Linked DNA regions of Mus musculus: regions 1 and 2 are each linked to region 3. The links are chromatin loops, found by intact Hi-C in ENCODE. Cell type or tissue: left cerebral cortex. All regions are shown on one strand.

What was found. Hi-C counts contacts between places; a loop is a spot of excess contacts. Peaks named below come from ENCODE experiments on the same cell type or tissue, not always from the same donor. Only the 100,000 strongest peaks of a DNase experiment are listed, where the experiment ranks them.
Region 1: a loop joins it to region 3, with 4 times the contacts of the local background. A loop is called at or near these places in 4 of 42 quality-filtered maps.
Region 2: it touches region 3 in a loop (4-fold over the local background); 2 of 42 quality-filtered maps call a loop at or near these places.

The regions. Positions count from the first base shown.
Region 1 is chr3:21,559,745-21,567,744 of GRCm38, forward strand. No RefSeq gene overlaps it. Among named protein-coding and RNA genes, the nearest start is that of Gm31610, 74 kb to the left of the region's middle. In left cerebral cortex, no CTCF peak of the experiment used is centred here; DNase peaks (open chromatin) are centred at 682, 3,381, 3,855, 4,842 and 1 more place; H3K27ac peaks cover 2,439 bases.
Region 2 is chr3:21,015,821-21,023,820 of GRCm38, forward strand. No RefSeq gene overlaps it. Among named protein-coding and RNA genes, the nearest start is that of Gm31552, 200 kb to the left of the region's middle. In left cerebral cortex, no CTCF peak of the experiment used is centred here; DNase peaks (open chromatin) are centred at 2,286, 4,194, 4,678 and 5,335; H3K27ac peaks cover 1,918 bases.
Region 3 is chr3:21,474,261-21,482,260 of GRCm38, forward strand. The region is part of intron 1 of Gm31610 (a long non-coding RNA gene); the gene reads right to left. Among named protein-coding and RNA genes, the nearest start is that of Gm31610, 11 kb to the right of the region's middle. In left cerebral cortex, no CTCF peak of the experiment used is centred here; DNase peaks (open chromatin) are centred at 3,294, 4,384 and 5,129; H3K27ac peaks cover 2,268 bases.

The DNA of each region.
Region 1 (8,000 bases), 85 kb after region 3:
CTCCTCACTCCATCTGTCATACATACATCATATACTCACACAACAACAACAATAATAATTTTAATTATTTTGACTCTCAAAGTATATGTGTGTGTAATTAATCAAACTTCCCTCCTTGGGACCTTGAAAGGCTTTCTATTCCTATACTATATTTTTATACACAACTTTCTGGCTATGCTGTGCAGTTGTTTATTCACATGTGTGCACATGCATGTGAAACATATAGGTCAACCTCAGGTATCATTCCTGAGGAGTCATCTACTCTATTTTTGAGCTAGAATCTTTCACTGAACCTGGAGGTTGCCGAAAACCTAGTCTGGTTGTAGAAAAAGCTCCAGCAACCTGTGTCCTCCTCCCCAGCAATTGAATTACAAGGCTGTGCTACCATATCTGCCTTTTAAAATGTGGGTTCTAAGGATAAAACTAGGCCCCCACACTTGTTAGGCAAGCATTTTACCAAAAGAGTGATCTTCCCAGCACCTTGTTTGTCTCACCTTGTCAGACACGGCTGAAGAGCACCAAGCAGTACTTAGTTCATTGCTTCGTGAGAAGCTAACAGAAGCTAACACAGAATCTGAGTTAGAGGGAGTATTTCCCTTGTTACTCATCCATCTTTGCTATATCTCTGTATCTTCCAAGGTCCAAGTTTATTTATGGCTGAGAACAGAAGGACAGAGTTATAAAATGAAGGGGATTCATTTTAGCATCACTCTGCACCCCCTCCGTATACCTCTGCGTTATTAATTTATTCCACAAAGGAAGGCACAAGGCACTTTGCTAGTTTTAGGACCCAGAGTACAGATGAAATGAACTCTGTCCTTCGGATAAAATCATTGCAATAACTCAGAAGGATATTTTGCCTTGAGAACAACTTAGAAGCATAGTGAAGGTGGAGCAGAAACGTGTGGGTCAGGAATGAGCACCAAGTCTTCTGTAGATCCCATTACCCTTGGAGTCCCAGGCAGTGTGGAAGCATGGAGATAAAGCCTGATAAGCACACCATCTTCCTGACTCAGGGATGCCTAGCAAGTTTGCCTGTACACAGGCAATACTCTATATGGGCTGCACAGATAGGTTGGACCATCCTTTAGCCACATAGGCGAAGATGTAACTATGGATAAACATGAATGATACCTATTTCTCTTAAAGTTTTATCCTGCTCCCCAGATGGACTTCTTAGTGCAAAGGAACCTCCCAAGAGGGAGGCTAGGCTGAGAATCTCTCCTTGTATCGTCTGAGTCCCAAGAAAAGCAGTCTGCTGAAACAGAAATTAGATGGGCACTGAGCTATCTGTGTGTTTTTCTCAGTGTCTAAATAATGTCTTGCACTGTGATTGTTCAAAATAACCAAATTAATAAATAAGTGCATAAATAAAGAGGTGTGACATGATAAGGCTAGATGAGAGACACTCACACATAGACCACACTCCTACCATTTCTTACTATGTTGAAATTTCCACCATCGAAAAGGACTTTGTTCTAATACTTCCTTGCCTTTGAACTCAGGCACACTGAGATGTGGAGGTGCTACAACACTTGTCTTTTAAACATATGCTGAAAGTATGCTGGGAATACAGAATACACCATTTACTTTGGCCAGTCCTAAAGTGAAATATGGCTTTCTAGAAGTGAGCCAGTTGAGCTACTTACATTCCATATGAACCACAAAGCCTACTACTGAGAGTTAGTCCTCATTTTCAACTTGACTGGCCTTAGAGTCACCTGGATGGCACTCTTGTGAGTGCAGCTGTAAGGTGTTTCCAGAGATAATTAATTGAAGAGGGAGTCCCATGCTGAATGTCATCCCAGGGGGTTAAATTGTGGAATGAATAAAAAGAGCAAAAGGAATAAGCCAGCTGGGCGGGGGCATCACTCACCCCACTGCTGCTTGCTGACCTGCCCCATGGACTAAGCTGCTTAGGAGCAATGCCTTCCCCTCCAAGATAGACTGCTTCTCTGTAACAGTCAGCCACAACCAATTCTCCCGGCTTTAAGTATTTAATATAGAGCACAACTGCCCTTCAGAGGAACTTTGAACCTGTACACAAATAAGAAGACATAGGCAGGACTGTTTAGTGCTTTTAGAAAGAAAAGGAATAGGTTTTTTTTTTCTTTTTGTTTTTTTTAATGGAAAGAAGGAGGAAGTTGAGAGGGAGAGAAAGAGGGAGGGAGGAAAGAACACAGTTATAGATGTCAACGTCTATTCCAGCTTCTATGACCAGAAGTGTATTTTACAAGTTCAGAAAGCTGAACATGGTCATGCTCATGTGATCCCAGCATTTGAGAGGTACAGAAATCCAAAGCCACCATTGGCTAAGCAGAAAACTTGAGGCCAACCTGGATGACAAGATGCTATCTCAAAAAAAATTAAAAATAAAAGTCTCATAACTTACTCAGTAGTTGAAGAGAAGCTAAAGAGAGTGAAGAAGAGGAGGAGAATAAGAAGAAATAATAAAAGCAACTGAGATGGTTCAGTAAATAAGAGTACTTGAAGCCAAACCTTATGACTAAGTTCAATTCCAGGAACTTACATAGTAAAAGGAGAGAACCAACTTCCATAAGCTGTACTCTGACCTTACATGTGCACCATGGTATGTTTACACACACACACACACATACACACACAAATAAATGTAAAAGTTTTAAAAATAAAAGTGATGTCAATAATAATAGGATATAATAGGAAACACAAAAGTGAATCTAGCATGTTCATCGCTTTACTGAGGATGATGGGAGATGCTTTCCCAGCTGTGTGTCATAGGAAAAGCAAGGATTTGTGAGTCGGATATCTAGGGTTTGACTTACTCCAAAGAAGATGGACAGTTTGCATACGAAGATGACTTCTGAAGTTTCTCAGAAGTCACCATTACTAGCCTTTAAGATCACAGCCTATACACTAACAAATCTAGTTCAACTGTCCACCTTCAATAACCAATTAAAAGAGCCAAAAAATTAATAACAATAACATTGATAATAAAAGCAAAGAGAAAGAGAGGTATATTTAAACTGGCCACTTGCGAAAGAGGGATGAAGAGATCCAGTGAAACTCTCCCTCATCATCCTGAAATGAGATAAACAAATGGCTATGGACAGGCTGTCCTATGTCTTGTCAAGGTGTGGTTTCAGCCTAGTTGCAAGGGTTTCATTCTTTCAGAGAGCTAAGTTTCCAGTCCGGCTGGCATGTTTTGTTCTCCTACTGTGGGGAAATTCCCATTTCTTAGGGTTCCTGTTCCAGTGGTTTGATAGTCATAGAGAGACATGGGTATCTCTTTAGGACACCTTCAGCTCTGCCAGACACATTGCATCATGACTTATGCAGTGGTCTTTGGTTACCATCTCATTCATGAAAACCTGCTAATGAGGGGTGGAGCCTAGATCCAAACCATATGCTCCTTGACAGCAGAGTGATTAAGAACTTCCCTGGGCCAAGATGTACAAAAACAGTGTAGTGTGGCATATGAAAATGTCCTTTCGGCAGTAGAGTGCCTTTGCTCAGAATATTCTAGAAATTTAAGATTCTCTATTCCCACTAATGTTGAAAGGAAGCTCCAGGGCAAGAACTAAAATAAAATAAAACCTCTCACCCACATTACAAAGGAAATGAAGGAAAAAACTTTATGTATTTAAACAGTAAGAAGTTAACCAGTTCCCAAAGTTGAGTAAATTTGTTTCAATCTTACAAGTTTGACCAAAGATCAGTTAAATAACAAGTAAAAATTCTCTGTAGAGATTTTTAGAGATGACTAGCAGAATGCCGTATGCCACTGATACCTGTGTTTCCCTCAGGCCTAACGAGTCAAGAAGAAAACCAACCATGCTTGCCAAGTTCCCTTAATTTCCCACAGTGGAACAATGTCTGCTCAAGGAGCCTCTGTCCTGAAATGACTCAAGGCCTTCCTCCCTTGAGCAAGCACAGAAAAACATGGGGGGAGGGGACCCACATGCCAGAATCTTGCTAGCCCATCAAGGGCCTCATTATATAAACAGTAATGAAATGACTGGGGTTGATAAGTAACTAAACTTGCAGGTAAGTGTTCAAACTAATGATTTCATATATGTACACGTCTATACAAAATACACTTATCTCCCTTCCCCAGTCTATTACAAGGACAACAAGATTCTAATAAGGGCATTTCATTGTTCTAGACAGCAAACCTTCATTGGTTTTTTTTTTTTTTTTGGGGTGGGGAGGTTGTTGTTTTGTTTTGTTTTGTTTTGTTTTTAGTGTCACACAAGACAAAACCTATTGCGTTTGAAAAACAAAAGCATTTTTAGATCAAAACAGAGCAGGGACTTGCAAGATGAATAATACATACAAGTAAGGCACCCACCTCAGTTTTGTTGTGATTTATCAGCATGCAAGGGATGGGACAAAAATAAAGGGAAAACGATTCGATTGTTAAATCAAGCCTTCTCAGCTTCCTGGCTGTAGTCAATTTGCCAAAAGCCTTTTCTCTACTGTAATCCCATTTTTCAACATCTCATAACTAGAACCTGATTGATCATGTGGTCACATCCAGCCCAGACTCATTAGGCCAATTAAATCAAAGCATGTGTGCTGGAGATTCCAGCTCAGGGGCTGCTGCAGTGCCAGCAACAGCTTGGCTTGCCCACATTCCACAGGGTCTTATTTCAAGTGGTGTGATCCCCACATGGACGGTTTGATTTATTAAAGGGGACATTTTGTCACTCAGAAGGACTTCTCAGGACACTGGGTGGTGGGAGAGCAGTGAAACCAGGGCAATGTGACAAAAATAGGAGAACTTGTCACCCAAACCCGGAGGCAGCTCACACACACAGCAATGTATTTTAAGCATGAAGAAAATAGACTCTGTCTTAACAGCCTGGTTCTGTCAGAAGAGCGTCTCCCAGAGAGCCCTTCTTGGCTGTGGACTGTTCTGAGAACCTTTTTCATCTTTGTTGCCAAGGCAGCTGGGGGGAGGGGAAGCTGTGCTGGGTTTCCAAAGAATTGAGCAGCCAATACTATGAGCTTCCAGAACAGTGGGGCAGTGGCAGCCTCATCCTTAAGGAAAGGGGACTAAGAGATACAAGGAAGACTCAAGCTTGGGCAGTTTTTTAGAACCCTGACTCTGTCTGAAGAAAGCATCATGTGAGGTTCGGGTCTAATGGGTTAGGGACTAATTAATTGGCCAAAGATTTGACAAGGCTGAGGGTGGAAAGGCTCTTGGTTTTAGGGAGTATTTGGGTGTAGGAAGCAGCCCTGAAAGGTGAGCTCCCAGTCTGACTTTTAGATCCTGACAAGGAACATGGAGATGGAGGGAGGGAGCAGTGGAAGATTGTCTGTCCACGCTTCAGGGAAATGCCCTGACCTATTCACTCCTCTGTGCCCAGAGCTACAGCCTCAACACGCCTGAGTAGGAAGGATGTGTCTAAATCCACTCTGTGCTTTTGGTTTGTTTTTATCTTTGGAGAGAGAGAGAGAGAGAGAGAGAGAGAGAGAGAGAGAGAGAGAGAGAGAGAGAGAGAGAGTTTAAAATCTATTTTTGCCCAGGCATGAGTGATCATGCCTGTGTATCCTAGAGCGTGGGAGGCAGAAGGCAGGAAAGTGGCAGCTCACTTGAGATCTACATAGTGAATCCCAGCTAGGGGTCCATACTGGAATCCTGTCTCAAAAACACAAACAAAAAGATTTTCTTTGTGGCCACACAATTCAGTTCTATATTAGCTAATGAGTCACTTTTATGGACTTTTCAAAAAACTTACATACCACAGAACTTTAGAATTAAGAGCATTTTGGCCCAATATATTTGGTTACAAATGAGAGGACAGAGGTCTAGAAAATTTATTTCTCGAAAGAGATAAAGAAAGCTAAGAACTGAGCTAAAGATTTTCAGATGCAAACTTAAAGCCTTACTCAAAGGCTTCTGTGATGTGGAGGTCAGGGGTGGAGCTCTATTACAGGCATGTCCCCCAGAGCCCAGACTGCTCTCCACAACCCAATTCCTACTGGTCCTTTCCTTCTGCAGTCTTCAGCATCCCCCATCTCCTTGAGTAGTCTGATGCTTCTCACTAACACTGGACTTCAGTGGGCAATCAGATGACACTCCATCTCCACACAGCACAATGAAACTTCAGCCAGACACTTGTTCTTTCTTATCTTTCAGAAAATAAGCCATGAATTCCAGAACCGTCTCTGTGAGACAACTGGTCATCTCAGCTTGTTCTAACCCAGGGCCCCATTCATTCAGGACACCCTGGAGTGTTCAAGGAAAGTGATCTGCAAGCAGTAGGTCAGTAGGTCACACCCAGCAAGGAAACTCACCACAGGACAGACTGGAGGACACAGAAAAGTGATTCACAAAGAACCACCTCCTAGTTTCACTCTGTGAGGGTGCAAGTAGCCACACAGGACAGCAGGGGTGGGGTGGGGTGGTGAGGACCTAGAAAGGGTCCTGGTGTCATCAGCAAAGCAGGTGCTGGTGAGAAAGAGCATTGAATCAGGTCAACCAGGTGAATGACACTGGTTTCCTTTAAGGATTGTCTGATGCATATAGTATAATTTGATCAGATTCACTCCAGGTATCATCGTTTTTGTGTGTGATCCACTGAGTATAATCAGGATTTTTATGCAAGAGTATGGATGGGATGTTATTTACTGGAGCACAGCCATCTAACCAGTGGCTGCAGCACTGGAGAAAATGGCTCCTCTCCCCCTCAGAGTTCTTAACTGCCAACAGCTCCTCAGGGAGAGAAGGGTCAGGAACAGCCTTTTAAAAGATATCTATCTAGGGAGTGACTGCTGATTTTCTAAACTTCTTTTCTAATAACTGGAATGGTGTGTGTGGCAGGTGAGTTGACAGAGACTAGACTGTGAAGGCCACTGTAACAGATGGAGCATTTTAGTCAGGGTACAACCAATCTCTTCTCCCTCTGGCAAAACAAGACTACTGATTAAATGTGGTATGGCCTTCAATCTCCTGGGGTCACATGGACAGTAACAGCTCTAGAAGAACTTAGAAAAATATAAAGAAAAATTCACAATAAGCAGCTTATTCACAGCTTTGAGACATAGCGTTACTTTAATTAAAAAAAAAAACTTCTGGAAATATACTTTTGTTATATTTTGATTAATATAATATCATACCTTTTTCATCTTGGAAGTTCAAATTGGGGATAGTGTGGATATAGCTCAGCTGATAGAGTACCTAGCATGTACCAGGCCCTTAGTTCAAGTCCAAGGACCTTATAAACCAGGCACTGTGGTGCATACCTATAATCCCAATATTTGGGAAGGAAAGGAAGAAAATAAGTTCAAATTAGAATAAATGTCTGTAAAGGAAAAAGACAGTCACTATTAATTTTACAATACTCTAATAACTTTTATTTCTATTCAATATTTTCTTGATTGAGAATAGCTGGTGTCTTGAGTTGATTGTGTGTGTGTTTGTGTGTGTGTGTATGTGTGTGTGTGTGTGTGTGTGTGTGTGTGTGTGTGTGTGTGTGTGAATATGCAGACTGTACATTCAGTTTACAGTCATCAAGAACGTGAAGAGGAGTGCATCAGAGCTAAAGAGATGGTTCAGTGGTTAACATCTCTTGCTACCATTGCAGAGATGTTCAGTTCCAGGACCCATAAGGGAGACTCACAACCATCTGTAATTGCAGATCCAGGGAATTTGATGGTCACTTCTGGCCTCCTCAGGCACAAGGCACATAACTTGTACATAGACATTCATACAGCCAAAGCACTCATGCATATAATCTTTTTTTAAAAAATTAAAGGAGAAAAAAATGTACGTGAAAGACTGTGGTTTTTTAAAATAAACTTTCCTCTCTGTTGAACAGAAAAATAAACGAGATTATTTTAATCAAATCATAAAACTAATAACCATGCATTCAAACTGACATTTTTATATTATATTTTGAGAGAGGAAATCTAAAACTCTTTGTGTAGCTGAGAGTGGCCCTGAACTTCTGATCAGTCTGTCCCTACCTATCTCCTGAGTGCTCGGATAACAGATGTGTGTGCTGAGCATCAAA
Region 2 (8,000 bases), 460 kb before region 3:
TGGGTCGCCTCTCTGACTGCTTCCTGGGTCCTGACAAACCGGTTCCCATATCTTTGAGGGCCCTGGGACCGAGGGCCCGATGACCCGTTTTTTGGCACATCAGTTGATTGACTATCAGGTGGGGGAAGAATTCTGCCCTTTATATCCCTCACAGAGCGACACTGGTCAGCTCTATGATAACCCTTGCCACACTTAGAGCAAAGAGTGAGAGTCCCTCCCTGTTTATCTGGAGCTCTGCAATCTTTCTTAAGATGCCCAGGCTTCCTGCAGTTAAAACATGTCCTCTGATTATTTCTGCCCATGGAGCATTTTTGGGATTGAAGGATGGCAGCCGCTAAGCCTGCATTGGTGAGAGGTCCCCCAAGCTCCCGACAAACCCTGAGCCAGTCTTGTAAACCTTTGTTCTTTCTTGGGGCTATGGCTGCTCGGCACTCCTTTGTGGCTTGCTCATAGATTAGCTGTTTTATCAGAGGCGCAGCTTGCTCTGACTCTCCAAAAATACGCTCTGCTGCCTCTGTCATTCTGGCCACAAAATCTGAGAAGGATTCCTGAGGTCCCTGGATTATCTTTGTTAACTGACCAGTGGTTTCACCTGCTCGAGAGAGCGCCTTCCAGGCCCTAATAGCCGTGGAAGAAATCTGGGCATAAGCTCCCCAATGGTAGTTTGTTTGATCAGCAGAATAAGCTCCCTGACCCGTTAACAAGTCAAAAGTCCAATCTCTCTGCTCTGGAGTCAAAGCAGCTGCGTTTGCTCGGGCCTGCGCTTGTGCAGCTTCATACCAAAGAGCTCTCCATTCCATATATTTGCCCATACTAGGGAGAGCGGCTTTTACAACCGTTTGCCAATCACCAGGAGTCATAGCGTGATTCGCAAGCCTTTCCACTTGTGCTATAGTGAAATTAGCACTGACTCCATAGTTACGGACCGACTCGGCAAGCTCTTTAATCTGTATATACGCTACCGGAGCGTGGACACGCCCACCCTCGGCTCCTTCAAAGACCGGAAATGCCTGTTGTATTTTCCTTTGTTCCTCCTTTGGAATGAACGAGTCTGTGCATTGCCTCTCTGTCCATTGCCTCTCTGCGCAGGGCTGATGCACTACGCAGGGCGGGGGCTCAGCATAGGGTGGAGGTGCACTATGACCTTGAAGCTGACTGCCAGGAGGCCAAGCAGCAAGCTGGCCTTTGCCAGCCGCTTTTGGCTTTTTCCTTGACCGATTAGCTCGCATTTTATCTGGCTGGCACTTTTCTCTCTCATAACGAGCTGTTTCCTCCTCCAAGTCTGTTTCTTCAGAGAAGCTAAATTTTTTATCTGATTCAGAGCTACTAAGAACTAGCTCCCCGAGCCCATCCAGCGATGAGCACAGGCTCCTTCTCCTAGAGACCTCCGCTAATTGATCTTTCTTCTTTTCCCTTTTCCCTCTTTTCCTTCTAATCTCTCTCCAGGTATTCCTACCTGACCTTAACTTTTCCTCGGGTTCAAGACCCTTGGAAAGGCCTGTATACTTATTTTGTGCACCATGTTTTCTCTTTGCTCCTACTCTCTCTCCCCGCTTTACTTCTGATAGCTTGTCCTGAATTTCCTCTAGAATCCGCCCTGCCTTAACCACTTGATAACATGTGAAAAGGAACAAAAGGGCTTTTAACACTAGAAAAAATTCAAGGCCAAACATATTCCACTTTACTTCTGATAGACTGTCTTGAATTTCCTTAGAAAGTTCAAGATCAGACTTACCTCGTAAAGCTGTACTCACTGGTACTCTCGTTCCCCAGCTGAAAAGTTCTGAATTCATACAGTTGAATCCTTCTTAACAGTCTGCTTTACGGGAACCTTTATTACCGCGACCCGCAGTTCTGGTTCTGGAATGAGGGATCTTCCTTGCGCCAGTCCCGAGTTTTTTCTCGTCCCGGGTTTCGGCACCAATTGTTATTAGACGCGTTCTCACGACCGGCCAGGAAAGACGCAACAAACCAGAATCTTCTGCGGCAAAGCTTTATTGCTTACATCTTCAGGAGCCAGAGTGCAAGAGAGCAAGCAAGAGAGCAAGCCCGCAAATGGCGAAACCCCATCCCTTTTTAAGGAGAATTATCCTCCACCTAGGATGTATTACTCCCTGATTGGCTGCAGCCCATCGGCCCAGTTGTCATCACGGGAAAGGCAGAACACATGGTGGGAAAACTGCCCCTGCATGTGTGCAGACTATGTTTACCACTTAGAACACAGCTGTCAGTGCCATCTTATAATGGCAAATGTGAGGGCGGCTCCTCACAAGGCAGGAAATATTTAAACACAGTTATAATAAGAAACCAAGAAGAATTGTGCAGTTGAAGTCCAAATGGCTATATTTTTTTACAGCTGAGGATTTTTTTTTCTATAACATGTTCAAATTAGCTGTCTACAGTTCAGTGAGAAAGTTCAATTTACAACATTGGGATATCTATTCTTTAGGATCAAATGCTGTGAAGATCCCATTTAACTAAAGTTCTGGTAATTTTTAAGACTAGGTGTATTACATATTAGGTGTATTACATGTATGTGCATATGTATATACATATATACATGTGTGTATGTATGTGTTTTATATATATATATATATATATATGTGTGTGTGTGTGTGTGTGTGTGTGTGTGTGTTGCTTTTCTTCTTGTTGAGACCAAACCACTGACAAGAAACAATATAAGGAAAGAGACATTTATTCTTGTTTATCATCAAGCTGCATTGTTACTTCATCATGGCAAGGAAGACATGGTGATGAAAGGGCCATGTTCATGGCTTTTTAATAAGAGTTCTTATCGTTTTCCTTTTTCTCTACCTCCCATACAATTGAGACTGCACTATTATATTTGTTTATCAAACTTTAAGGCACAACAACTGGGAAGTATTACTCTTTTTTAATACTCTAAAATAATCTGACTATCTCCCAGCCAAAATCCCTGCGATACTTGCATTTTAGTACTAATCTGCTCCAGGTGTTTTCTTGGGGTCTCTTCTACCCATGACTTATCTCGACTTCCTCTCTCTTCTGCTCCTCCCCTGGCTGGGAGGAAGTCCTGCCCTATTTTCTCCCCTACCCAGACAATGACTAAGCAGCTTTCATTGACAAATCAGAATAAATGGAGAGCAAAGCTTGCACAATATTGAATTAGGTGATACTTTATAAGAATTGCAACCAGATATGGGGGCCTAGAAATCAGCATTTGAATTGCACAATGCACAATAACATTTTGCCTGCAGTAACAGGATAATGAAAAACTGACAAGGAAAGGAGTGGCTTTAGAAAGTGAAGGTTCTTTTTTGTATGTGGGGGAATCTGTCGAGATTGTCTTTTCAAGAGTCAAAACCCACCACCCACTTACCAGGCAAAGTAGAATAGAAGGATAAAGGGTTCATTTTTGTTAGAGATTTGCCACTGTTAGGGGTAATCAAGCTAAATGAGTTAATTTACTTCAAAACTTTCTATAATTACTACAACTGTCACATTTAGACCAAAAATGGAAGAGATATATAAAACTGTGGGACTCTGGTTAGCAAATAATAGGCAGGAAAAATGGCAATATGAGCAAGAGCTGACCTGGTCACACTGCATCTGCCCTCAGGAACCAGAGTGAAAAAGAAGTGGGTTAGGCTAAAGATCCCAAAGGCTTCAAACCCAATGGTGACTTTCTTCTTCCAGTGAGTCAACAACTCCTGAAGGTTCTAAAACAGCATTACCAGTGGGGACCAAGTGTTCAAACACCTGAGGCTGTTTTGAATAATCACAGTCAATGTATGTATGTATTCAGTCTTTGGAATTCGCAACTGGTTTGAAAATAACTTTCACTCATGGTGCATACACAATACAAAATAAATGATCTTCAGGCCAGTATCCCTATACTAAACAGTGTATTCACCCAGCATTTTCATTGAAATAGGTATCATATGCAATGTTGAAATGATTTAAAGCATGCAGAAGAGTATGCATAGGTTGGAGACAAATATCACATTCCATATCAGTCTTTAGCATGTGCAGATGTTGGTACTATTGACAATGAAGAATAACTATAAACATTTTTACATTTTCAGAATTTCAAATTGTACATGCATTTGTCTCTGTATAGCCATGTCCTCCTTGTTTTCTGTAGGGAATGATGTCTACCTAGGCTCTCTCACAGTGCTCATGTAAATGTCTCCACGGAGCAAACCCCTCCCTGCTGTGTTGAATAGGAATGTGCTTTAAAGTAATCACAAATCCAGACTTGCTTATTTTGTTAATCCTGCTTTGTGGGAAAAAATCATACTTTTTTTTGATCCATTCTTTCTTGATTAATCTATAGTATGTTTATGAAATAGATTTTGCCCCACCCACCTACCTAGCCACCCCAGAAGATTTTAATTTTATCTGAAGTAAAATTGTATCTCTGACAATTGAGACAAATATGCAAATACTTTTTCATTTTTGTCTCAGATTGTCTATTATCTTAATATATTTTCACTAAAGAAATAATAAGCAGGCATTCAAACATGAGTCTTAAAAGTATGCCTGTAGAGTGATATTATGAAAACTATATCCATCATGTTCCATTTCCCTTCTTTTTGAACAAAACAAGAAAGGCTTCCATTTTTATCACCCTCTATAGAATGTCTGTTAGACAAAAATGCAATGTGGGGGCAGTGTGTGCTTCCTGCAATGAGCTCTGCACTGAACACAGGAATCTTGGCTAACAGTGCTATGATGGAGTGTACAGCAATTCACCATGTATCAGGAGCTCACAGCAATACTCTATTCTGTGGTTCCCTTACCCATTATCACTTCAGACAATAAGTATTTGATACAAAGTAAAAGTGATGGGTGCAAAGTGTATTAGTTAGTGAGTGTGCTCCAAGAAAAACAGGAAAGTCAACATATTTCATGCCTGTTGAAATTATTTTATTGTATTTAAATACTCCTCACATTATGTTGCACATGGATTGCTGGATGGGAATTCTGGAAATCCGTCCTAAGAAATTAACTATTTCCATTGTATAAAATATATTATTTACTCTCCTAAATTGTGTAGTCACTGCTTTAAAATCTGTCTGGAACTTCCTGTTAAAGTCTCAATACCCCTCCCCCACTTCAGACCCCTCCGTTAAAAATGGTAAGGAAATAAGAATAGAGAGAACATGTGCAGGATTCCAAATTACTGTGTAAATGAGCATTTCTGTTTGTATTTGAAATCATGAGTTTAGGATAGAAAAATGGCTCATCTTTTCCTGGAAAAACAGCTTTATTTTTGTAGACCTCTGTTCTTTTTGGCACTTGGTTCCAGAGATACGATCTGTCTCTTGCAGTCACAATCATGTAGTTGATGGATTTGGCACAGCACTCCTGTTCATGATTCCACAATGTCAAATGTGTGACATTTTCTGTAACTGTCTCTCAAAAGCACACAGAGCTACTCAGAATTCTCAGCACCTGTGTTTCACACAAACCATCCCTATAGAATTTCTTCTGCAGCTTATGCAGCTGGGGCTTTCATGAAGACTTGACTTCAGAAAAAGTATCTTGTATTTAGAACAACTTGATACAAAATTAGTCTGTGGTTATGACAATAAATCATAAGTTTCCCATAAGACAGACAAGTACTGTATCTATTGAATTAGACTCCCAGCCCTGATAGTTATTTTATGAGTTTTAAAATTCATTTATTTTATTTATATTTTGCTTTCTTAAGATTTTTACATACAGTAGAATTATGCCACTCTCACCCTTTCTCTTTTCTCTCTAGGCCCTTCTTTCTTTTTTATTTTTTTATCAAATAATAAATGTAGGTATTTAATTTTTAAATGTATAATAAAAAGTTTCAGGAGCTATTGAAGCAGACTTGGCATTTCTGTGCTCCACTATGTTCATATAGGCCCTTCTTTCAATACTCCCACTCACAAATGGGTAGGTTTATTTCTTTCATTGTTGTTGTTGTTGTTGTTAGTGGTGGTGGTGGTGGTGGTGGTGGTGGTGGTGGTGTGTGTGTGTGTGTGTGTCTATGCATGTATGAATACATAAAGATAGCATACTAAGTCCATTTTTGTTTTATGTATGCACATGATTTCAAGCCTGACAACTTTTTTTGAACAACCTATAGGGAGGCTCATCTCTTGGAGCAGCTAGTTCTACTTTTCTCAGAAGTCATTAGTTGCCTGTAGTTATTGATTTACGAGTAAGATCCCATGAAATTTCCCTTCCATGTTAGCATGTCTATTGTTATTGCCATTGATTCATTCTTATTTATTCCATTCCTAGAAAGTCTGCTTCCAGCACACATCCTGATATTCTGCCTCTTACATGCTTTCCCCTCCCTCTTCCTCAATGTTTACTGAGCCATATACACACACACAAACTCATTAGGGTGAACTACCCATCATCTGTTGATCTTTGCATTCTTTCTATTTGTGGTTTTCTGTGATGGACTCAACATGCTAGAAAGTGAAGTTTCTTTGATCAGGGTTGGTAGCTAACCTTATCTGAGATTTAGAATAAAGATAAGAATTATTCTGGTATAGCAAAGTAACAGTAATAGATTCTTTTCTAGGAGCGTGATATTACTAGCCCTAGGAAATTGGCTGAATTCCTAATGCCACACATGATTTCCCTCTTGTTGAGTAGATCTTAAGTCCAACCATTGGTAACACTAAAATGTGAGGGCTTTTTAGTGCAACTTTATGTCCATCATTCTATGCTGATCATGCTGTGGTTCACAGATTTCACAGCTGGATAAGACTGTAAATTTCTTTTCTCTATTGCTTCATGCATAGTATTTTATGGAATCATGGAAACCAGACCACAATAACCTATTGGCTTTCAGGTTAGATTCAGGTTGTATCATCATCCATGAGTATAGTGTCCTAGGTGTGCAGTGTTTTCAGAAAAGGGTAACCTTCAATCTCTGAGAGGCAAACAAAGTTTCTTCACAGCTAAGAAAACAATCAGTCAAATAAAGAAGGAACTTCCAAAATGGCAAAAAAATTATTTGCCAGCAATACATCTGACAGAAGATTATTATCTAGAATATAAAACAGACTATTCAACAGAGTCAAGAAAACTCAGATCCAAACAGGGAGTTCTCGATCCAAGAAAAAAAAAAAGAGCTAAGAAATATTTTGAAAAGTGTTTGTCATCCATAACAATTAGGGAAATGTATATTAAGACAATTTTGACATTTCATTTTACTCCAGTCAAAATGTCTAAGATCAACAAACAGTGGACAATAGATGCTGGTGAGGTTGTAGAGTAAGAAGAACCCTTATCCACTGTTGGAAGAAATGTGGAAGTCAATGTCAATGTAGAAGACTAAATGTCTTAGTTGTGGTTTCTAATGCTGAGAAGAGACACAATGACTAAGGGAACTCTTACACGTTTAGTTGATGATGGCTTACAGGTTCAGAGGTTCAGTCGATTATTATCATGGTAGGAAACATGGTAGCATCCAGGCAGACGTGGTACTAGAAAAGGAGCTGAGAGTTCTACATCTTATTACAAAGGCAAACAGAAGAAGACTATCTTGCAGGCAGTTATGAGGAGGGTCTCAAAGCCTACCCACACATGACACACTTCCTCCGATAAGGCCACGTGTACAAGGCCATACCTCATAATAGATGTTTGGCCCTCTCACTAGGCCAAGCATATTCAAAGCAACAACAGTAAACAAAAAAGCCTAAAAGGTAAACAAGAAAAAACAAACAAACCAAAAACATCAACAACAACAACAAACTAAAACTAAATCTATGATGTAACCCAGCTAGACATCATACATCATGCTCCCCAGATTCATGTTCAGCTACATCCATTACCATTCTATTGGCAGTACAGAGAAAATGGAAACAACCTAAAAAAAATTTCCATCTTCAGATGAACAATAATAAAAATGTGGCACATGTGCACGGTGAAATAGAACAATGAAACTATGAAATTTTTAAGCAGATAGACTTAGAAAAATTTATATTGAATAAAGGTGACCCAGACCCAGAAATATAAACTCTATG
Region 3 (8,000 bases):
GCAATCTGATGCCATCTTCTGATGTGTCTGAAGAGAGTGACAGTATACTCATATACATAATAAATAAATAAATAAATATCTTTTAAAAATCTTGTAATCATAATTTTTGTTTTTTTCTTTTCCCCCCATTTATATCAGTGTATGACATCAAACTTGGTAAATAATGATACTGGACAACATTCCATGGATTATACCTTAATTTACTTTTTATATTCACTGTTCAAAAGAGTAATATAATAAATACCTTTGCACACAAAGCTCTATTCACAACTTTGGATGCATTCCTAGAAGTGAAATTATTATGTCAAAAGGCCCTGGTCTTTTTGCGTAATGTTGGCTAGCATTATTAATTGTGTTTAAATTGTTCCAGTGTATACATTTCCTAAGAAGTTATACAAAAATACTTGGTATAATTTCTTATCTTAAATGTTTTTTCCAAATTGCTAACCTAAAAATTATATCTCATTTTACACTTGACTGTTCTCAAGGCTTGGTGTTTTACACCTCATACTTGTGTATATCTGCATGCTTCATGTTTCCTCATGTTTCTTGTATTTCTTTTGCTTGTAGAAAATTTATTTATAGGAAATATATTTAAAATATATTTCATATGTCAATAATATTTTACACATACATATACAGATAATCCTCGACATGTTTTCAATACAATCAATTATTTTGTTGCTATTAATTTTTCTGTAGTCAACTCTTGAGAGTTCTGCCATGTTTTAGAGCTCACGGAGTGTTTTTTGTTTTTGTCATATCACTATAGATTTTGCTAATCAGAACTGTCTACCAAGAAGCTCAGTATGGCTGTGTAGCAGACATTAAAGCCTGCTGTTCTGGCAGCCCAGCAGCCTTTTTCCACCAATGTCTTTCTGGAACTTTTGGCAAGCAGTGACTTATACCCAAGCATTGTTCTGAACTCAGCCACTTGTAGCCATCCTAAGTGGAGCTTTGAACTTACCGGAAGCTTTTTGAGAGCTATGGCTCTCTCTGAATAGAACGTTATTTCGCAGATATGGAACTAAAGTGTATCAAAAGCACCTCACCAGTCTAACAATCTTCTGGAGTAGACGTTCATGTTGCCAAAAGGCATTTTGATGAGTTAAGTATAAATAAATAAAAATATGAAATAAAAAGTGTTTAATTGAATAGGTATAGGAGCATTAGGAGAGGAAAGTAAGTTTAGTTCAAACTATGTCAAGCTGATGCCCTCTTTGGGCATCCATGGACTCTTACACTCAAGTGCACATGCATACACTTACACACAAACAGAAATAAATACTTTTTAAAATGAAGCAAAGAATAATTAGGATTCACAGCAAGCCAAATGAGTCCTCCCATCCCACCCCATGCTAAGCCTACCCAAATATGGACAAGAGGGACACTGAAAATGGAGCTCACCCTAGCCCAAACTGCCATCTATCCACAGTGAAATCTGTCAGTTGTAGCTATTTATGGATCTACTTGACCCTATAAGTGACTTTACTTCTTATACTTATTTTGCCAAAAGAGACAAATAGTCTGTAAAAGTAACTAAGAAACACAATGTGGTATAGTATAAGTGAAAAGGGGGCTTTCGAACCCAGTAATGGTAAATCAAACCCTATCAATGTCTCTGTATGGCACTGAATATGTCACTAATATCTCTTTGCTTATATCTATATCTAGACAGACAGACAGATGATAGGTAGGTAGGCAGATAGATGGATGGATAGATAGATTACTAATATATCTGCTTATCTGTAGGACGGTGCAGGGTTATCTGTGCTACTACATTCATTGGTGTTAAGAAGAGAGTAACTGAAGAAATAAACATAAAATCACATGTCATCTATAACTGTACTTAACATATGGCATGCTCATGAGCTGCCTTTGTAATTTTTCAAGTTAGGCACACAAAAAAACTATAAATGTAATTGATGAAGGGAAGAAGGACTGTGTTTTTTGTAGATGGGTGATGCTGTGGGCTGTTTAGCCCTCATTTTATTTTTCAGGAATAGCCTACATTCGTCAGTGTGATATCAACCAAAGTTTTAAGAAACAAAATTCTCTAAAGAAAAGTTGTCTGAATCTTTAAATGTACAATTGTTACCTGGAATGACTTAATTCAACAGAAGTCTATCGTTAAGCTACAACTAAGGAGTAAACAGAAAACTGATGAATATTATCTGGAAGTACTTATCTGGGGTGTGTGTGTGTGTGTGTGTGTGTGTAGTACATGCTTGCAGTATATGGTAGACACACGTAAGGGTGAGAACCACAGATGGAGAGAATTCCAATTTAACAAAAGGGTCTTCTGCCAGCTTTAGAGATGTTAGCAAATATTTCCTACACAAGATAAGTCTCAGATTTTCTTTCATCAGAAAGAACCATTAGATGATTCCTCAGGGTTACTAAGGAAATGGAGTTTTGATATTGGCTTAGGAAACATCATACTCTCCCCAAACCTTTGGCTCCATCCACACAAGCAGTGATAGAAGTCCACGGTGCTCACACAGAGTTGTATTCTTCTCCTTGGAATTTTACACTTTTTTTTTAATTAGGTATTTTCCTCATTTACATTTCCAATGCTATCCCAAAAGTCCCCTATACCCTCCCCCCCACCCACCCACCCACTCCCACTTTTTGGCCCTGGAGTTCCCCTGTACTGGGGCATATAAAGTTTGCAAGTCCAATGGGCCTCTCTTTCCAGTGATGGCCGACTAGGCCATCTTTTGATACATATGCAGCTAGAGACAAGAGCTCCGGGGTACTGGTTAGTTCATAATGTTGTTCCACCGATAGGGTTGCAGATCCCTTTAGCTCCTTTAAACATACACAGTGTTTCGTGGACAATCTCTGTCATCCTGGTCATCTTTTGTCGTTCTGTCTTTTCCATTTAAACCACCCCACTGACCTTCAGACCTCATCCAGACCTCATGGGTGTCCCAAAGAAGACAACACACGGATCCTTTAAGAGCCAGACATTTTCTATACGTCCACCTCCCCTTGGTGGGGGTAACTGAATAAAGGCTGCTATCTTCTCTGGGTCCCGCTTCAAGGATTTATTTTAAAACCTGTATCATCAAATAATAAATGCTTTAAGCTGAAGCGAATGCCTAAAATGAAAACAGAGACACCTTAAGATGCTTCATAATCTAACCAACCATTCCCTGGTAGACAGTATCCAGTTTCCTCTCCTGTCTGTACTCAGTTGGCTTCCTAAAATAGAGAGGGATAAGGACCACAGGCTTCACGTCATGAATGAGCTCCGTCTCAGCTGTGGGCTCTCCAGAAATGATTCAACACCACAGATGGAATCCACATGTGAATATCCACGTGACGACTGACTAGCAAGATTTCAATGAAACCAGAGAACATTTTTTTTTTCTTTAGCTCAAGTATATTTGGCCAGTGTAGGTTGGGGGAAGGCCTGGAATCACTGGAATCACAGTGAACAATTGAGATATTGAAGGCAAAGAAACAAAAAAAAATCCATGGAAAGACCTTCTAAGCAATGAGGGTAGGCTTTTTGGAAGCATTGGTCTGTTTGTTTCCAGGTTTGGTTTGTATTTGTTCTTTTTAAAGCCAAGGAGCTTTCTAAATTTCTTCAAAGGATAGTTTTGCATTGGGCATTTTATTAGGGGCTTTTTCTCTCAGAAAGAACCCTCAGTAGAAACCACCCTGGGAGAAAAAGCTACAAAGGCAGGATTATGGAAGCCCAAGAAATAAATAAATAAAACCAAGAAAACAGAAGTGGAGCCACAGCTAAAACAGGTGTTTTACATTTCAGACTGGAGGCAAATCAGTCCAGAAGCAGGAAAGTATGGCTCCACTGCCACGTGCTGTGAACCTTGTGTCTTGGATGGAGCTTAAACCAACTACTCAAAGAGATCCAAGGCTGTCACAGAAACCCACACTGTAGTAGGAAAGAAAACAGCCAGCTCAGGTGCCATCATAGCCTCCTTTAAAGAATCCACGAGGTGTCTGGGACATACAGAGAGACCTGGGGGAGAGACAACTTTACTCTCTGGCTCTTGGAGTCACTATACATGCAGCTGTGATCAGGCTAAACTCTGAAATCCCAGAATCAACTGGCAAAGCAGATCCCCAGAACCCATATAAGAAAACCATATAAAATGGGTGTAGAGTGTACATTTTTTACTTCAGCAGTGAATGGTGAAAGGAGATATAGTGGAAGGTAGATACCCAGCTCACTGAACAATTAGTTTTGCCTACTTGGAAATTACTAGACAAATGAGTGCTCCCATCTCAAGCAAAAAGCAGAAGGCACCTGAGAAAGGACATCCAAGCAAGCACACTCATTCGGATTTGGTTGCCAGTGCACCAGCCCTGTGGGCTGCTGTTTCCTTATCCATCCAGAGAGAATCCTAGACCTCTAGTCTGTCACAGAGAGCAGATGACTCAACATCTTCAATCATTTTCTCTAGCAAGGCAAAACCTCTCAAGTTAGTGTTTTATAAGCATGGACAGACAGTTTCCATTCTGGTCCTTATCAAAACACTGCCATTCCTTTGATAACAGTTATGAAATCATCTCTCAGAACTTGGGTATCTTTAAAGAGGTTTTTTTTTTTTTTTTTTTTTTTTAATGCAAGCTGCCCCGTTCTCCCTCCCCCGCTTCACCAAGATTCAATTAACGGGAGGAGGAATGTGGTGGTTTTTAACAAGTTCTTCTAAGCCAAACTGCTTAGAGACATACATTAGGCTGCCTTTAGTAATGGGAAAAAATTATCTCACCATGACTGGACTTTCTCACCTCCAAAAGAGGATTCCTATCTGTCACCTGGACAGCCAAGATTGATTTTTCTAATTAAGCAGGCATTTGTACTGGCACAGGGAGCCACAGAATTCTTCCCTACTGTATCTTCCCAACATATTCCTGTTTGTGTTCATTTTCCATCCTGTTTAAAGCTCCCTAGTGTTGAACCGGGAGGGGTCAGGAACTCACTCTATGAAAACACCCATTAAAATCTCTGGCTGCTTTCAGAAAGAAATGTGTCAACACAGGCAAAGGAAAGAAAACATGTGATAGAAATCTCTTTGGACTGGGCTTGGCTCCCACGTGGACAGAATTTGCCTTCACCAGTTCCCACACACTGTCCCCCACCCCCGGGTCTGCTCTGCTCCATCTGGGTCTGCCCTGCTCTGCTTCTCAGGGTCTGCCAATGCAGATGGCTGTAGGAAGCAGGCTGTTAGCACTTTGAAAGGCTATGTGGCACTTTCTGCCTTTTAAAAAGGTACAAGAAGCTCTTGTGCAGCCTTCAGTGATGAGACCGGCTTGTGGTGTAATTCAGTTTACTTAAGGGAACAATTTGGAGCCCTGAAGAGCAAAGCCCAGTTCTGGCCCCACAGTGCTGGGTCATGTGGCCTCATGACTTTCTTTCAGTGGGAGACACTAGAGGATAAAACTGAAATCAGTAAGAAAAGCTGGCATCTTTTTTAGTTTGTTCCTGGTACATCCATTACCTAATATTTTATTTAAAAGCTCAGTCCCTGCACTAAATGAACGGGCTAATCTCAATTTAGGAGTTGGCCTGCCCTCACATGATGACAGCTAACTGTTAACTGTCTTTAAAAAATAGAGGAAAGAAAAAATTAAAAAGAAACAAAGAGGAAGAGAAGAAGAAATGGCTAAGGGTAATTTAAGGGTTGTGTAAACTTATTAAAGGAACAATTGTTTCAAAGACAAAGGATAGCCTTAAGGGCTGGGTTGGGGATTAGTTGGTAGAATACTTGATTAGCATACACAAATCCCTGGATTCTGTCCACAGCACCACACACAGTGTGGTGGCCAAAGTCAGTAGTCTCAGAACTCAGGCAGTAAAGGCAGGAGGAGCAGAAGTTCAAGGTTACATAGGAAGTTTGAGGTCAGACAGGTATACTTCAGACCCTAACCAATTAAAACAATCAAAATTAAAAAAAATTCTTTCAGATACTGTCCCTTACATTCATTTGGCAGTGGCAGCTCTTAGTAGGTACTGGAAGCCAAAGTTGTCCTAGTAGGCTACACAGCTGCAACACTCAGACTCAAGGTTGAACTCTAAGCTCTTCCCTGAAGTCTCTCCCCTTCCTGATTCTCTCTTCCCCTGGAACCCTGTATCTAATCGCTTGTCTTGCTCCATGAAGTACATTTGTAGTTAAGTCAGAATAATTTGCTGTCTTTCACTTTGGAGGATCATTGCAATACCTTCTTCTCTGCATGTCCAACCTGTCCACTCCTTTATAGTCAGAGAAAAAGTAGCTTTCGTATTATCTTAGGCACTCTTAATTAAATTCTGTCATTTCACACTCTGAGACTCTAGTAGTTTCCAGTGAAATACTACCAAGTGGTATACTACCAAGATACCAATATCCCCTCAACAGGCCTTTCTAGACTCTCTCACATCAGGAGGTTGGTACCTTCCAAATGATGACAAAAAGATGCTTCAGTTAAACACTTTAACTAGAGGTTGCATTGTTTGATTTATTTTGTTTTGAGGCAGGGTCTCATGTACCCTAGATTAGCCTCAAACTCACTACTATATAATCCATACTTACCCTGAACTTCTAATCATTCTGCATCCATATCTCAGGTCTGGGACTACAGGTATCCATCTACAAAATTAGTTTATGAATTGCAGGGCCTTTTGCATGCTAGTCCACCACTCTATCAACTGATCCATAGCTCCAGCCTATGTTTAATATGTTTCTCATTATGTTCTTAAATTATCCGCTATACTTATTGGTAGTATTTCCTCATAAAATTCAGTTTTAGTAAAATTGCTTTTAAATTTAGTTAACAAGAGCCCATCAACTCTCTGGTCTCTTATATCAGATCACCTTTATTATCTGAGTATCACTGATACCTGATCAGATTGATGCCCTCAGCATTCCTGAAAAAGCATCTAATTGCTGGGACTGCCCTCAGTAAGATTGCTTTTAGGTAGGTTTAGTTCCAGTGTTCTTCCCCTTAATGTTATTTTTTAGTAATCTTCTATTCTCTGACCCTCACCATATTTTCCTTACTATAAATTTCTAGGTGGGGCCATGGATCTAGAAGTTGAGCCCTTTGTATTTTTTCTTTTTCTGCAAAACAGATATTGCAATGGTTCATGTAGCTGTGGTAATGGCACCGAATGAAGTCACTCTTACTATGTTTAACCCAGTCTCACAACCCTGTCCTTTACATAGGTCTTTAGAAATGGTATCAGACTTGTGTTCATATCTCTTGATGACTAGATATCACAACTATCATTTTCTGGGTGGAACATTTAGCATACTGGGAGACAGCTGTAAAACACAGCCACTTAGTTGCTGTTTTGTTGCTGTAATAAAATGCCCTGCAGGGAACAACTGAAGGGAGACAGGGTTTATTTTGTTTCATAGTTCTGAAGGGATATACTCCATCATGACAGAGAATACAGGGCATCAGGCAGAAGAGGCATGGTGGCAGGAGCAGGAGAAGTTTGTCACATTACATTCATAGTCAAATAACAGAGTAAATGAGAGAAGCCCAGCTATAATGCTTCACAGACCCCACCCAGTGACCCTCTTCTTACAGCAAGACTATGTCCTCTAGGTTTTACCAACTTTCCAAATAGCACAACCATCTAGGGGCCAACTGTTCAAAGACATGAGGCTGTGGGAGATATTTTACATGCAAACCATAACACCTGTATTAAGAAACATTCCCTCAGATCTGACCATATTGAACCTCACTCTTCCTTCAAATGTATACTATCCTTGTCATGTCTCTGTCTACTTTTAACTCATTGCATAAGCCTCAGCAAAGCATCCTGGTTGTCCCCATTTTGCACCAAACACACACAGATGCAAATATACATATACCTATATGCATATATACACACCTATAAACAAGCACATAGATATACAAAAATATGTATACACAAATGCATATATACATACGAATACTTGTGGATATACACAATACATAAACACATATGTACACATATATATATATATGCACATATATATAAACATACATTCAGACAG